Linked DNA regions of Mus musculus: region 2 is linked to region 1. Evidence: chromatin contacts called from ENCODE Hi-C or POLR2A ChIA-PET data. All regions are on one chromosome and are shown on one strand. The core of a region is the stretch at or near the end of the contact, and the rest is flanking DNA. Distances in the headings are between cores, read along the strand shown. Region 1 holds the start of Cdk11b (cyclin-dependent kinase 11B). Region 2 holds the start of Mib2 (mindbomb E3 ubiquitin protein ligase 2).

What was found. Hi-C counts contacts between places; a loop is a spot of excess contacts on that map. ChIA-PET counts read pairs that join two places held with the same protein, here RNA polymerase II (POLR2A).
Region 2: a loop to region 1 is called in a map of gastrocnemius, with 2.4 times the contacts of the local background. The contact joins the promoter of Mib2 here to the promoter of Cdk11b in region 1. A Hi-C loop is called at or near these places in 7 of 37 maps with a recorded cell type or tissue (gastrocnemius, heart and left cerebral cortex). POLR2A ChIA-PET finds 5 or more read pairs at or near these places in 3 of 5 experiments (Patski and embryonic stem cell).

The regions. Positions count from the first base shown.
Region 1 is chr4:155,621,745-155,628,443 of GRCm38, forward strand. Cdk11b (cyclin-dependent kinase 11B) reads left to right here and starts at 3,110. Exons shown (of 20, transcript NM_007661.4): 1 at 3,110-3,197; 2 at 3,787-3,910; 3 at 5,030-5,145. The coding sequence starts at 3,800. It overlaps Gm16023 (predicted gene 16023), which reads right to left and starts at 3,011. Exons shown (of 3, transcript NR_040441.1): 1 at 2,615-3,011. It overlaps Slc35e2 (solute carrier family 35, member E2), which reads left to right. Exons shown (of 9, transcript NM_177186.4): 9 at 1-1,596.
Region 2 is chr4:155,666,061-155,672,257 of GRCm38, forward strand. Mib2 (mindbomb E3 ubiquitin protein ligase 2) reads right to left here and starts at 3,159. Exons shown (of 20, transcript NM_001369164.1): 1 at 2,514-3,159; 2 at 954-1,109.

The DNA.
Region 1 (6,699 bases), core at 1,860-4,359:
ATACATATAATCTTAGTAATTTGGAAGCATAAGAGTGCATAGTGGTTCAAGGCCAGCTTGGGCTACATATTGAGACCAAGTTTCAAAAAAATGTTTATGATCACAATTTCTCAAATATTAGGATTATCATCTGTCTTCAGATGGTGGTTCACACTTTTAATCCCAGCACTTAGGAGGCAGAGGCAGGTGATTCTCTGTGAGTTTGAGGCTAGACTGGTCTACAAAGCCAAATCCAGGACCCCCAGGGCTCTGTTACACAGAAAAACCTTGTCTCAAGAAAAGTAAAAATGATGAGTCAGAGGAGATTAAAGAGAATTAAAGCTGTTCAAGGGATTCGGCCAAGTAAACTTTACTTTGTGCCTTAAAAACAGCACAAAACAAGTGGCTTTGTGATCCTGCTCTCAGATGATCACTTTGCTCAGTGATAATAACAGATGCTCAGCACAGCCTCCTGTCACATCTGTCCAAGTGATGTCTTCTTTTTTTTTTTGTTGTTTTTTTTTGTTTTTTTTTTTTGTTTTTGGAGACAGGGTTTCTCTGTGTAGCCATGGCTGTCCTGGAACTCACTTTGTAGACCAGGCTGGCCTCGAACTCAGAAATCCACCTGCCTCTGTCTCCCGAGTGCTAGGATTAAAGGCGTGCGCCACCACCGCCCAGCAAGTGATGTCTTCTTAACATTGGAAAGGGGTAAAGAAAGATGTTAGTACAGATGGGAAACAATGCCGGCTCCTCCTGAGATTGCATTTACCTATGTAACCCATAGTGTCCTTGAACTCTAGATTCTTCTAAGTCATCGTTCTCAGGACTGAGATTACAAGTACGTGTCACCACTTCTGACTCCTGCCTTTGAACATCAATCTTTTGTTTTTTCTTAACACGTAAATATTGATCTCCCTGTGAGGCGGCCTCTTCATCTCTTCATTCTCCCACCCTTCGTTTATTATGCTAGGCATAGTACTCAGGGCTTCAGGAATGCTAGGCTGCTATTCTTTCTCTGAGACATGGCCTCCAGCCTGTTTTTCTTAGTTTATCAATGCCTTTGCTCTCCCCATGAATTAGAACAGGACATGCTGATTGTGGACAAATAGTATCCACCACAATTAGAGTGTAGTAGGTTTTAACTTCAGTGTCTCTGAAGTACGTTTTCCTGGGTACTCTGATCCTGACTTTGCCAGCTGCTGGACCCTTCCTAATATGTCCAAGTTTAGTTTGAATTAAATCAAGTTGGCTAGTTGTGTGTTTGTGGGGTTTTTGTTTGTTTTTACTTTTCATTTCTGGGACTCAAGCTGCATACTAAATTCATTTGTAATGTCTGGACTTAATAATAATGTAATTGTGAGTATGTTCGTTCAATGTTCGTTCAATGTTGGCACTTTGGAAAAGGCCACAGTTTAGGGTGGACAATTGTCTGCATCAAAGCCAAGTCATATTTGCTTTATACCAAACAATACTAGAGAATTAAAACACATCATAAAATGTACACTGTTTTGTATTTCACCTCTTTCAGTATTTAAATAATTATATTAATGCCTCCTAGAAAAGAATTCTGTTAGATAATTCAGTGATTCCTGAAATAAATTGGTATTGTGTAATTAATCCTGCAGTAGCCTCCTCATTCTTTTTATCCAAGCTGCCAATGGTTCTTGTATGAATATGAAAACATGTAACTATTTTGTTCGTTTGGTTTCCTTTTTTTTGATACAAGGTTTTTCTGTGTAACCCTGTGGACCAGGCCACCTTTAAACGGTACCTCTGTCTACAAAGTGATAAGATCGAAGATGTGAGCCACCACCACCTGGCTTGTATAACTCTGTTATGTATGCTACTGAAATCAGACTTAGTTTCCAAGTCACTGATAACTCTGGAGGCAAAGTAAGAGCTGGGATCACAAAGTGTTTCACTCCAATATCCCTCATTTTTTTCATACACTAGTTGTTATATTCTTTCACATCTTACCATTTCACAGTCATAACTAACAGTGGTTTCCTTTTCATTTTGTTTGTTTCTGACCCTAACTCAAGAAATTTAATCATATTGCTATTTTTTGTTTCACGATACAGAGCTGCTTTTGTAGCCTTGGCTGTCCTAGAACTAGCTCTGTAGACCAGGCTGGCCTCAAACTCACAAGAGGTCCGCCTGCTTCTGTCTCCCTAGTGCTGGCATTAAAGGTGTGCTCCACTGATGCATGGCATTGCTTTTTGTTTGTTTGTTTTTTTCCCCAATACCCACAGGATAACCTGACAAAAACAAGCAGCTGGAATTTTCCTTTCTGCTCTCTCTTCCATAAGCCCTGATAGGTTAATAGGTTTTTAGTGGAATCGTAAAAACCTTTAAGACCTTCAGGTGGTTTAAGTACACGTTTGAGAAGTGTCTAGACACTTCAGCATTTAGAATGAAAAGAAAACAAAAAGAATACAGAGATACAGGCCAGAAATAGAGGCTAGGTCTACGTACTAAACTCTATTTCAAAGCAAAACAATAACATAAAGACTCAACCACTATCGTAGGCCAAGCAGAAGAGGTTGTTTTAAGGAGGTTGGCTGAGGAAACTGGATTCGTTTCAATGTTTTCTTGTGCAGGGGACTTCCTCATCATAGGATGTTAACTAGCCTACCTGTGAATTCAGCTTCCTGGGTCCTGGGTAGGTCAGAAAGACAACTTGTTTTTCCATTGGATGGCACGACGCCACTTTGGAGGCGTCTATACGTCAGAGCAATTAGTCTGATGGGTAGAAACAAATGTCTGGCTGCGGAAGGTTGAGTGGCACAAGCAGCTTGTCACGAGTGCAAATGCTGCTCGGCCTGCAGACTACGCTACCGAGTGCCTGGAGGTAGCCCTGCCTGGCAGAGCGAAGGTGCAGCGGGAGGCACGGTTTCCGGTTTCCGCAGACGGCCGAGCGCATCGTCTCGAAACGTCATCTCTCGGAGACACCCCAGGACGTTACCAGACGCTACTTCGCTTTTATCCGCCCAGCCTCGCGTCGTTGGCAGGAGCCAACTCACGATGTAAGGACACTTCCGGTGCGCGCAAGGTACTGTGGGGCGGCCAAAAAAAGTCGAGCGCACACGCGGTTCGTCGTCGTCGTCGTACGTCATCATCACGCTTCCGCGGAGGAAGTGACGACAATCCTGGCGCGCGCCGGGCGCTGTTCCTTCCCAGACTCCAGGACCGGCTGCGGCGGCTGTAGCGGCGCAGGGGTGAGTAGCGGCGCGGGGGTTCGGAGCAGGGTTTACGGCGCCCCTGAAGAATCGCGGCTGGCGACACGCTGCTGCCGCGGAGCAGTCTCGCTCCACACGGAGCTGAGGGCGGTGGAGGCGGCAGGCCTGGCGGCCCCCGGAGCCGGCCCTTGCCTCAGGTTTGCGTGACTGAACCCTCAGAAGTGGGACCCCGCCCCGGAGTCCCGCGCTTGACAGTGCACCTTGATCTTACCTGTCACCCAGGCCTCCCCGCGTCCTGGAGCTTTCTCATACAACCTTTTGACACCTAAGGCAGAGTGTGTTGAGTGCGAGGCACTGAAATGACCTGGATGGTCTTTCATCCTAGAACAGTACCGTTACGTGGATGATGATGGTTGCGTTTTACGGAAAACACTGAGGTAAACTAAGTTACCCAAAACCTTACAGGAATGACAGAAACGACAGTGTATTCAGGCAGAATCCTTCCGACCTACCGGGACTTACTCTGAAACACTAACGATTAGACTTAAGTGTTCGGAAAAGACAGACCGACAGACCGACCGTAGCTTTCTGTGTCCCGAGGTTGCTTGAATTGTTTTTCTTTTTGCAGTGTTTTAACTCAAATGGGTGATGAAAAGGACTCTTGGAAAGTGAAAACGTTAGATGAAATTCTCCAGGAAAAGAAACGAAGGAAAGAACAAGAGGAGAAAGCAGAGATAAAACGCTTAAAAAATGTAAGCTATGTTTTTTAAGTAAGTGGTTTTCTTAAAGAAGATTTAATTTCTTTGCCCTCATTTTTCCATTAGAACAACGCTTCTTCGGTGAAGTTCTTTTGTACTTCCAAATGTCACAGGTGAGCCCAAAATCTATTCTAAAATTAACAAAAACATTCATATACTCAGTTGACGTTGAAGATAGATTAATAACACACTGAAGCTGTATCGAAATGAGAATATCTCGTTACAAAATAAAATATTCTGAACCTAGAATCATTACTGCCACCAGACTAATTTTTCTCATTTCATTATTAGTATATTCATAATACCATTTACCAAGCATTTTTAATAAAGTGGGAACTTTCCTTGCAATTAAAATGAGTGCTTTGTAATTACCTTGCTTTGGATGATGATATATTTAGAGTCCTTAGGTGACTGGATAAGAAACATTGATATAAGTGCTTCTTATTGTCAATATATGTATGATGTATTTCGTGTGTAAAAATCCAACTAAAGTCTTAGTTTTGGCTCAGAAAAACTAACGTTCATATAGTCTTATGACCCTTATCATGTACAATGTTTTAAATTTTCTGTTCTCAGGTTTCAGGTTACCAAAAAAAAAAAAAGTGATTTTAATTACATGAGTTTTGAACAAAATTAATATTTGAAGTTTCTATTCAAAAAATGTATATTTAGAGTTGGTTAGCAAACTTCAATTATCCTTAAAGATATTTAACCTGTACAACCTTTAATCCTAACACTCAAGAACTCAGGAGGCTGAGGCAGGCAGATCTATTGAGTTCAAAGCCAGCCAGTGCAATGTATATTTTATGTATATGTATAATTATATATATGTGCATTTGTATGTATGTGTGCATATATGTGTATATATGCATATATATATACACACATATACTTCCTATATATGTGTGTGTCTGTGCATATATATAGTGAGCTACGTATGGTGATGTACAGTGATGTACAGTGATGTAACCTCAGCATTTTGAAGACGGAGGCAGGTTTCTAGCTCAAAAACCGTCTTGAGCTACATAACAAGTTATTTTTCAAAGATAGACAAAGAAGAAAGGTGATTGATAAGGAAAATGACTCAATGCTTCATTTTCCTTTGCTTCTTAGTCTGATGACCGCGATTCCAAAAGGGATTCCCTTGAGGAGGGGGAGCTGAGAGATCACCGAATGGAGATCACAATCAGGAACTCACCATATAGAAGAGAGGATTCTATGGAAGACAGGTGAGAGAACTTAAGCTGTTGTCATATTTAGCCTGTAGCTCATGGGCCACATGGGCCCTAGGTTAGCTATGAATGCATCCCAATACAGAATTGTGAACTACTTAAAACATGCGTTTTGTTTTTGCAGTTTTATTGGTTGGTGGGTGGAGTTAGTGTTGGGGTGGGGGTGTACGTGGGTGTTACTTTATCCACAGGAATCAAAAGGTCCCCAAAGCTGGAGTAAAAGGTTGTTGTGAGATGCCCAGTATGGGTCCTGGGAACTGACCTTGGGTCTTTTTCAAGAACAACAAGTGTTCCTAACTATTTAGCCTTTTCTCTGGTCCCCTAGCCTGCCTTTTGTCGGTATTACTAGGGAAAGGTTTGAAGGCTTAGTGTTTAAGAGCACTTGTTGTTTTTATACCCTGTATTGCAAGTCTACAGGTTTGATTCCAGCAGCCAATGGTCATGGTGACTTACAACCATCTGTAAGTCCAATTCCAGAAAATCTGATTCGCCCTTTGACCTCCATGGGCACATGTAATATATATGCAGGAAAACATTCATACACATAAATGAATTTATTAAAAAGATAAATTTTTGTATGTTTGGGTTTTTTTTGTTTATTTGAGACAGTGTCTCTATATAGTCCTACCTGTCCTGGAGCTCACTATATAAATCCTTTATCTCAGAAACCCACTTGCCTCTGCCTCAAAAGTGCTGGGATTTAAAGGTGTGTGCCACCATGGCTGGCTATTTAAAGTTTGTATTTTGTCCTGACGTTTGTCTCACATGTGAGATGGCTTTTGTGTGGAGTCAGCTATTATGAAGTCCAAATAAGCATGTATTCCTTTCTTTGTAATATCTTCAATCAAACCAGCACCATTTAGTTAGTATATTTAAATCGCTATCCTGTATTGCAAGTCTACAGTTTTCAGAGTAACCCAAGGTTGAGTTTGGAGGGGCCACTGTCAGCAGCATCGATGTCTGATGGTCCTTTCACGGTGGTGAGGTCATTTGTTCTCTCCTCCCATCCTGTAAGACAACTGAGGGAAGTCCTTTTTTTTTTTTTAAAGGTTTATTTACTTATTATATGTAAGTACACTGTAGCTGTCTTCAGACACACCAGAAGAGGGAGTCAGATCTCGTTAGGGATGGTTGTAAGCCACCATGTGGTTGCTGGGATTTGAACTCAGGACCTTCGGAAGAGCAGTCGGGTGCTCTTACCTGCTGAGCCATCTCACCAACTCCGAGGGAAATCCTTCTAAGAAACTCAGAGTGTAAAGTCTTCCAGGGTCTTGTGTTAAAGAATTAGTTGAAGGTTCTGCTAAGTGACTTTTTTTTTTTTAAAGATTTATTTATTTATTATATGTAAGTACACTGTAGCTGTCTTCAGACACTCCAGAAGAGGGTGTCAGATCTTGTTGCGGATGGTTGTGAGCCACCATGTGGTTGCTGGGATTTGAACTCAGGGCCTTCGGAAGAGCAGTCGGGTGCTCTTACCCACTGAGCCATCTCACCAGCCCTAAGTGACCTTTTTTATTTGTTAAAGTTAATAAAATTACTGGACTTTAGCAG
Region 2 (6,197 bases), core at 1,909-4,408, 44 kb after region 1:
TGAGTCTACACAGCCAATTCCAGGTCAGCCAGGGCTGTTAAAGAGAAACCTCATCTCAAGAAAAACAGGAAAACTAACTAAATAAACTCTAGATAGATAGATAGATAGATAGATAGATAGATAGATAGATTCAGTTGTGTTCCTCTAGAGAACCCTGACTAATATATGTGCCACAACCTCCTAACAACTACCACAAGCTCGCCCTTCCCACTGAGTAGAAAGCCTCTGCCTCTTTTCTCCCATCTTCCTGCCCTCATTGACAAGGCTCTTGAGAGAGGATGGTACTGTGTGCTCCATGTGTCCTGAAACCTGACAAAGCTCCCAAAGCCAGCAGGAGCCTTACAGAAACCTTAGTCCTGCCTGTGTAAAGAGGTCCTAGGGTCTGAAGGCATTGTCCTGAAGTTCTGACCAGTATAGCTCAGTACAGCTACAAACAATGTTACAATATGTACAGACAATGTTACTTTCAAATCCACATTAAATGTCACTAAACTTTGATATACACCATACTTTAGGATGCTGAAAAACACAAAGTGTTATGTGTACCCACCATCTCAGTAGGAAATACAACTACAGAGTTAACTGACTTTTTCCTTTGCCAGAAATACTGGATTTTGTCATCAGATGTCCATCAGATACTGCCATGTCCCTAGGCAGTATCCAAACACTCCTGGAGCTATTGCTATAGATATTTACAAGTATAGTGAGGTAGGCTAAAGGATGAGGATTTGCTTGACAAATGTGCCTCAGCAGAAGTAGAACTCACCTCAGTCCAGGCTATACGCCTTTAATTCCAGCATTCAGGAGGCAGAGGCAGGCAGACCTTTGTGAGTTCAAGGCTAGCTGGGTCTACAGAGCTAGTTCCAGGACAGCCAAGGCTATAAAAAGAAACCCTGTCTTGAAAATCTAGGAGAAACAAAAACCAGACAAATGAACAAACAACAAAAACTCACCTTAGGACACAAAGAAGCCTTTAGTCAACATCCCAGGCATTTAGTTGCTACTTCCTGGGCCACAAATTGGCTCAGCCACCAAAACTTCCTGTGAGAAACTAGCAGCCATTGCCAACACAGAATACAGCAAACCAAACAGGAAGTCAGGGAGCCAGGCTGGGGAAAGATCATTTTAGAGGCAGTTTTACACACAGTATTTACTACCAAAACTAGATAGTGACCATTCTGCCTGCTGTTGCTACCAGTGTTCCTTCCTTAAACAAACAAACTTTCTTCTTCTCTCTCTCTCTCTTTTTTTTTTAATGTGGCCTTCATTAGCCTGGATCTCACTATACAGACCAAATTCCTTTCAAGTGTTGGGATTAAAAGAATCTGTGGGGGTGCTGGTGAGATGGCTTAGTGGTTAAGAGCACCGACTGCTCTTCCGAAGGTCCTGAGTTCAAATCTCAGCAACCACATGGTGGCTCACAACCATCCATAACGAGATCTGACTCCCTCTTCTGGTGTGTCTGAAGACAGCTACAGTGTACTTACATATAATTAATAAATAAATCTTTGGGGGTAAAAAAAGCATTTGTGGGACACCATGCCAGGACATTTAATAGGTCAGAATTATCAGGACAATGTAGGGGGATGCTGCCCCTTATTATATGAATATTTTATTGGGAATCTCCAATCAGCCACAAAAATTAAGTCATGGGCTGGTGAGATGGCTCAGTGGGTAAGAGCACCCGACTGCTCTTCCGAAGGTTCAGAGTTCAAATCCCAGCAACCACATGGTGGCTCACAACCATCCATAACAAGATCTGACTCCCTCTTCTGGATTGTCTGAAGACAGCTACAGTGTACTTACATATAATAAATAAATGAATCTTTAAAAAAAAATTAAGTCATGTTATAGTATAAAAGTTAGCAGATTGCCTTTATTCAAATGAATAAAACTACATGACATAGAGAGGATTCAGGACTCGAGTATATCTCCCTATACCTCTGGTGGTGTCGGAGATACTGTTGAATTGAAAAATGTCTAACAAAACTGGTTCATCAGAGGCCCCTACTAGGCAGGTGGATGTCCTAGATGCTAGTAGAATCAAACAAGAATGTCAACTGAAGACACAGAGGCCAGGAAACCAGATCTACCCTGCACCAAGACATCTGCTGGGGGACATCATTAAGGTTCAGGGGTATCATGGCTACTAATCTCTGGGGAACTCTAGGTACACTGTAGCTTGGGGTTCACCACCCTGCCTAGGGCTGACCTTGGGTGGGATAATGACATTCAGATACTTGTTGCATCAGAAGCAACAGGCCACAGTGGAATATATAGCCAGGAGACATTCTATAAGCAGCCAATCTTGCTCTGTCCCCAAGCCCACTAGCTCCTTAAGAGCCTTCCTGGCATCTCTGCTTTTCTTATTGGTTCTGAACCCAAAGGAGGCAGAAAGGACGATTTCTCACTGCCCAGTCCACTCAAGCACATTTAAACAGAAACACAAACCCTGACACATCAGACGGCATCCTCAAGAGAAACAAACCAAACCCGAACTGTCAAGCGCTCACCTGTCTGGAGGTCCAGTGTCCCCCACCCGCCTTGAGAATCGGGCAGGAGCCCTGATGCTTGGAGACTTGGGACTGGCCTCCGCCGTGCTGACCTTCCTCTCTGAAAGCCCCAGGAGATCCAAACCTATGGCCAGGGGTGCTGAGACGCAGTTAACATCTGAGAAGGGACAGAGGCCGCTGGTCGCCTTAAAAAGCTCCCATGGGTCTGGTGGCTGGGACACGCTGCATCACCCCCACGCACCGAGAACGCGCAACGGGCACGAGCTGGGTCCAGGGGGAGAAGCACCAAAAGCCCGTCGCGCTGAAGGGCCGAGGTCAGCCAACAAAACCGCAGCCCCGTCAGGACGATCAGGACCCCTAGGCCCCGTGCCACCGCCCCCGTCGCTGGGAGGACGCCCGGCCCGGCCCCCCACTTGCCAAGAGTTTCCGCGCTCGTTCGGCCCAGGAATACCCGCCCCTGAGCAGCGCAGAGGCTGACAGTGGAGCCTCGGCTCGCCACCGAGACGCCAGCTGCAGCCCGCCGTCCTCCGCCCCCTAACAGTGTTTAGCAAGGCCGCCTCTCTTGCGCTAGCCCACCAGGGAGCCCCACCACGGCTCCCCGACTACAGTCGCGGGGCGCCGCACAGATTGCCGGGAGCTGTAGTTTGCAGAGCCAGCCCGGGGGCGGGACAGACGACTCCCAGGAGGCTCTGCGCGTGACGCACTATGCTTAGGGTCAGGGGGCGGGGCTTATAGCTACCAAGGCACCCCGAGCATGACGTACACGTCTGGTCTGGTAGCAAAGGGACCGACGGACGCGTTATGCATGGTCAGCGGGAGCTCTGTTTCTCTAAAGAAGAAACTGGAAATGCCTGCGTCTCGGCATTCTTGGAACAGAGAGGGAGCGTTGAAAGGGGATGGGCGCAAAGTCGCACCCGGAAGTGCGTGTGGGCGGAGCCAGCCCTGCACAGGTCTCCTGCGCAGTACTAGTTCCCAGGACGCTCTCTGTTGCCTTGGAGACAGAAGTTTCGGGTGACGTCTTGCCTGAAATGGGTGGGGTTTCCAGAGATGTAGCGAAAACGCATCCAAAGTAATTCTTTTGGCTTTTTTTTTTCTTTTTGAAATAAGGTTTCACTATGTAGCAACGTGTAGCAACATATTGCAACATAGCCTGGGCCTCACTATGTTGATCCTGCTGACCCCGAGCTCATGGAGCCCCACCTGCTTCTGCCTCGAGAGTGCTGGAAATTAAAGCATGCACTACCACACCCTGCACGACTTAATTTATTTTATAATCAGAGTTGCGCCCATCTTTTTTCTTTTGTTTTCCTATCCTCTATCTGGAGCGGGGTGGGAATCAACTCAGACCTACTGAGCAACCCCCTACCCAGCTACTGATTTTAGTCCTACAGGCATAAAGTTAACAAGCAGTCATCCTGGCCTTTGTGTTTATAAACAGTATACTGCCTTGATTTACATGTATTAGACAGTTCTATGAAGTTCCTCAGACCACAACAACATAGTTCTCCAGCAACTCTCCCCACAAGCTTTGCCCCCATGTGCAAGTTACCTCCATATGTATTGTAACTGTCCCCTCACCAGCTTGCTGTCTAGGTGTATTCCACTGCTGCACACTACCACATATGAACCCAGTCTATTCCGGCACAATCGTAATTGTTCTTTGTTCTTTTCTTTACATTTATTTATTTTTGTTGAGGGAGGGGACACCAGTGCCATAAGCTGTAACCTCCCCCAGCCTGAAACAAGCTGATCCAGACCTTGACCTTGAGGCCACTAGGGAGATTACCTGGGGTGGAGCCTTCCTGCCTAGATGGCTCTATTGTTCTGCCACCTGCCACTGCTCCTCCAAGACACTGCTACCTGCTGAGAGGCCGCTGAGATATACCTGAAGAACACCCTATCCTGCAAGTCGCCTACAGGCTGGCTCCAGACACCAGAAATGGACTGGCAGGGGATGGGCCTTCCCTGTTATGAGCACACTCTCTTAGTAAACTGGCGGGCCTTGAACAGAATCATGTCTTGGTCTCCATTAATTTCTCTCGAAGTCTAGTCTCTTTCAGCCCCAGCCTGCCTCCCAGGTGTAGGCCCAAGTGGGCCGCGGGCCGGTATACAACAATAACCTACATGTGCAGTCAGAGGCTCATGCAAGCGTCTTTGCCTGCTAAGTCATTTTACAGGCTATTTTTATTTTGAGACAGCATCTTACTTTTGCCCAGGTTGACCTCCAACACTGTAGCTCTGTAGTCCTACAATCTTAGCCTTTCAAGTGCTGGGGTTTAGGGACTAAGTCACCTCTTCTAGCTCCAGCCTAGAATGTGTTCCCAGGTTTCTAGTTTGTTTGAGTGGGTGGTTGGTTAGTAGATTAGTTGGTTTTTGTGATGGGGTCTCACTAAATGGCCCTGGCTAGCCTGAAATTCTCAGGTAGCCTAGGCTAGCCTAGAACTCACAAAGATTCGCCTGCCTTTGCTTGTTTAGTGGAGGATTAAAGGCAAGCACCACCGCCTTGGGCCTAACCAAATTGGTTCTATGATGTGCTAGGTGAAATAACATTGAGAAGATAGGAAATTATGAGCTTAAGATAGTGCAAGGACTTTTATTTTGGTGGGAAAGCCTGCTGAGGGAGGACTGTGGAAGAACTAGAGACTTGCATCTTCTTACAAGGTGGGATGATTATAGGGAAGAAAAGGGAGGTGTTGCAGGAAATATTAAAAAGTGCACCATCACACGCTTTCACTGGCTACTCTTGGGCTCCGGTGACCCCGATGCCTCTATGGCAGAGACCGCACATCTCCCAGTTTTCTTGACGTGGATTTTGCTCACATTCCCAGCCTGTAGTCAGTGGTTCAAAATCCCAGTAACTTGGTAAAATCAAAACTCTAAACCGGGCGTGGTGACACACGCCTTTAATCCCAGCACTTGGGAGGCAGAGGCAGGCGAATTTCTGAGTTCGAGGACAGCCTGGTCTACAGAGTGAGTTCCAGGTCAGCCAGGGCTACACAGAGAAACCCTGTCTTGAAAAAGAAAAACAAAAACAGAAAAAAACCTCTAGAGGCTTGTAATTTATAAGTCAGATATATATCAGTAAATTCTCACCCCATAAAATGCCCACACAATGAACTCAGAGCCAATTGATATTGATATAAAATGCCCAACTAGATAAGACAATGTATTATTCCATCCCTTCTATGATATTCATAGCACCTGTGGCCATTTAAAGCCACACGGAATCTGGATCATTTCTCTTCCTCCATCTTCCTTCCTTCTCCCTCCACCTGTCCCAGTCTCTGTCTCTGAAACTCTTAGCGCTGCTTCCCTTTCCCCTGTCCAATCATGGGCTTATTGTTGTATTAATATTTAAAATAATTGGGGGATACTTCTGCTACAGGGACAGGGAAAGAGGTTGAAACCTTCCCTTTTGGGCCCTGGCTGTTGCTAGGAGTAACCAAGGATGATTGATGATTAGTGAGTGAAAGAGTGTCAGGTGGCCAGGTGGTGGTGTTCACCCTTAATCCCAACACTTTGGAGTCAGAGGCAGTTGGATCTCTGAGTTCAAGTGCATCCTGGTCTACAGAGAGAGTTCCAGAGCAGCCAAGGCTACACAGAAGAGAGAGAGAGAGAGAGCAGGGATGGGAGGCAGTAGTAAGAAGTTAGAGTTCAAATCCCTGTAACCACATGGCGGCTCAC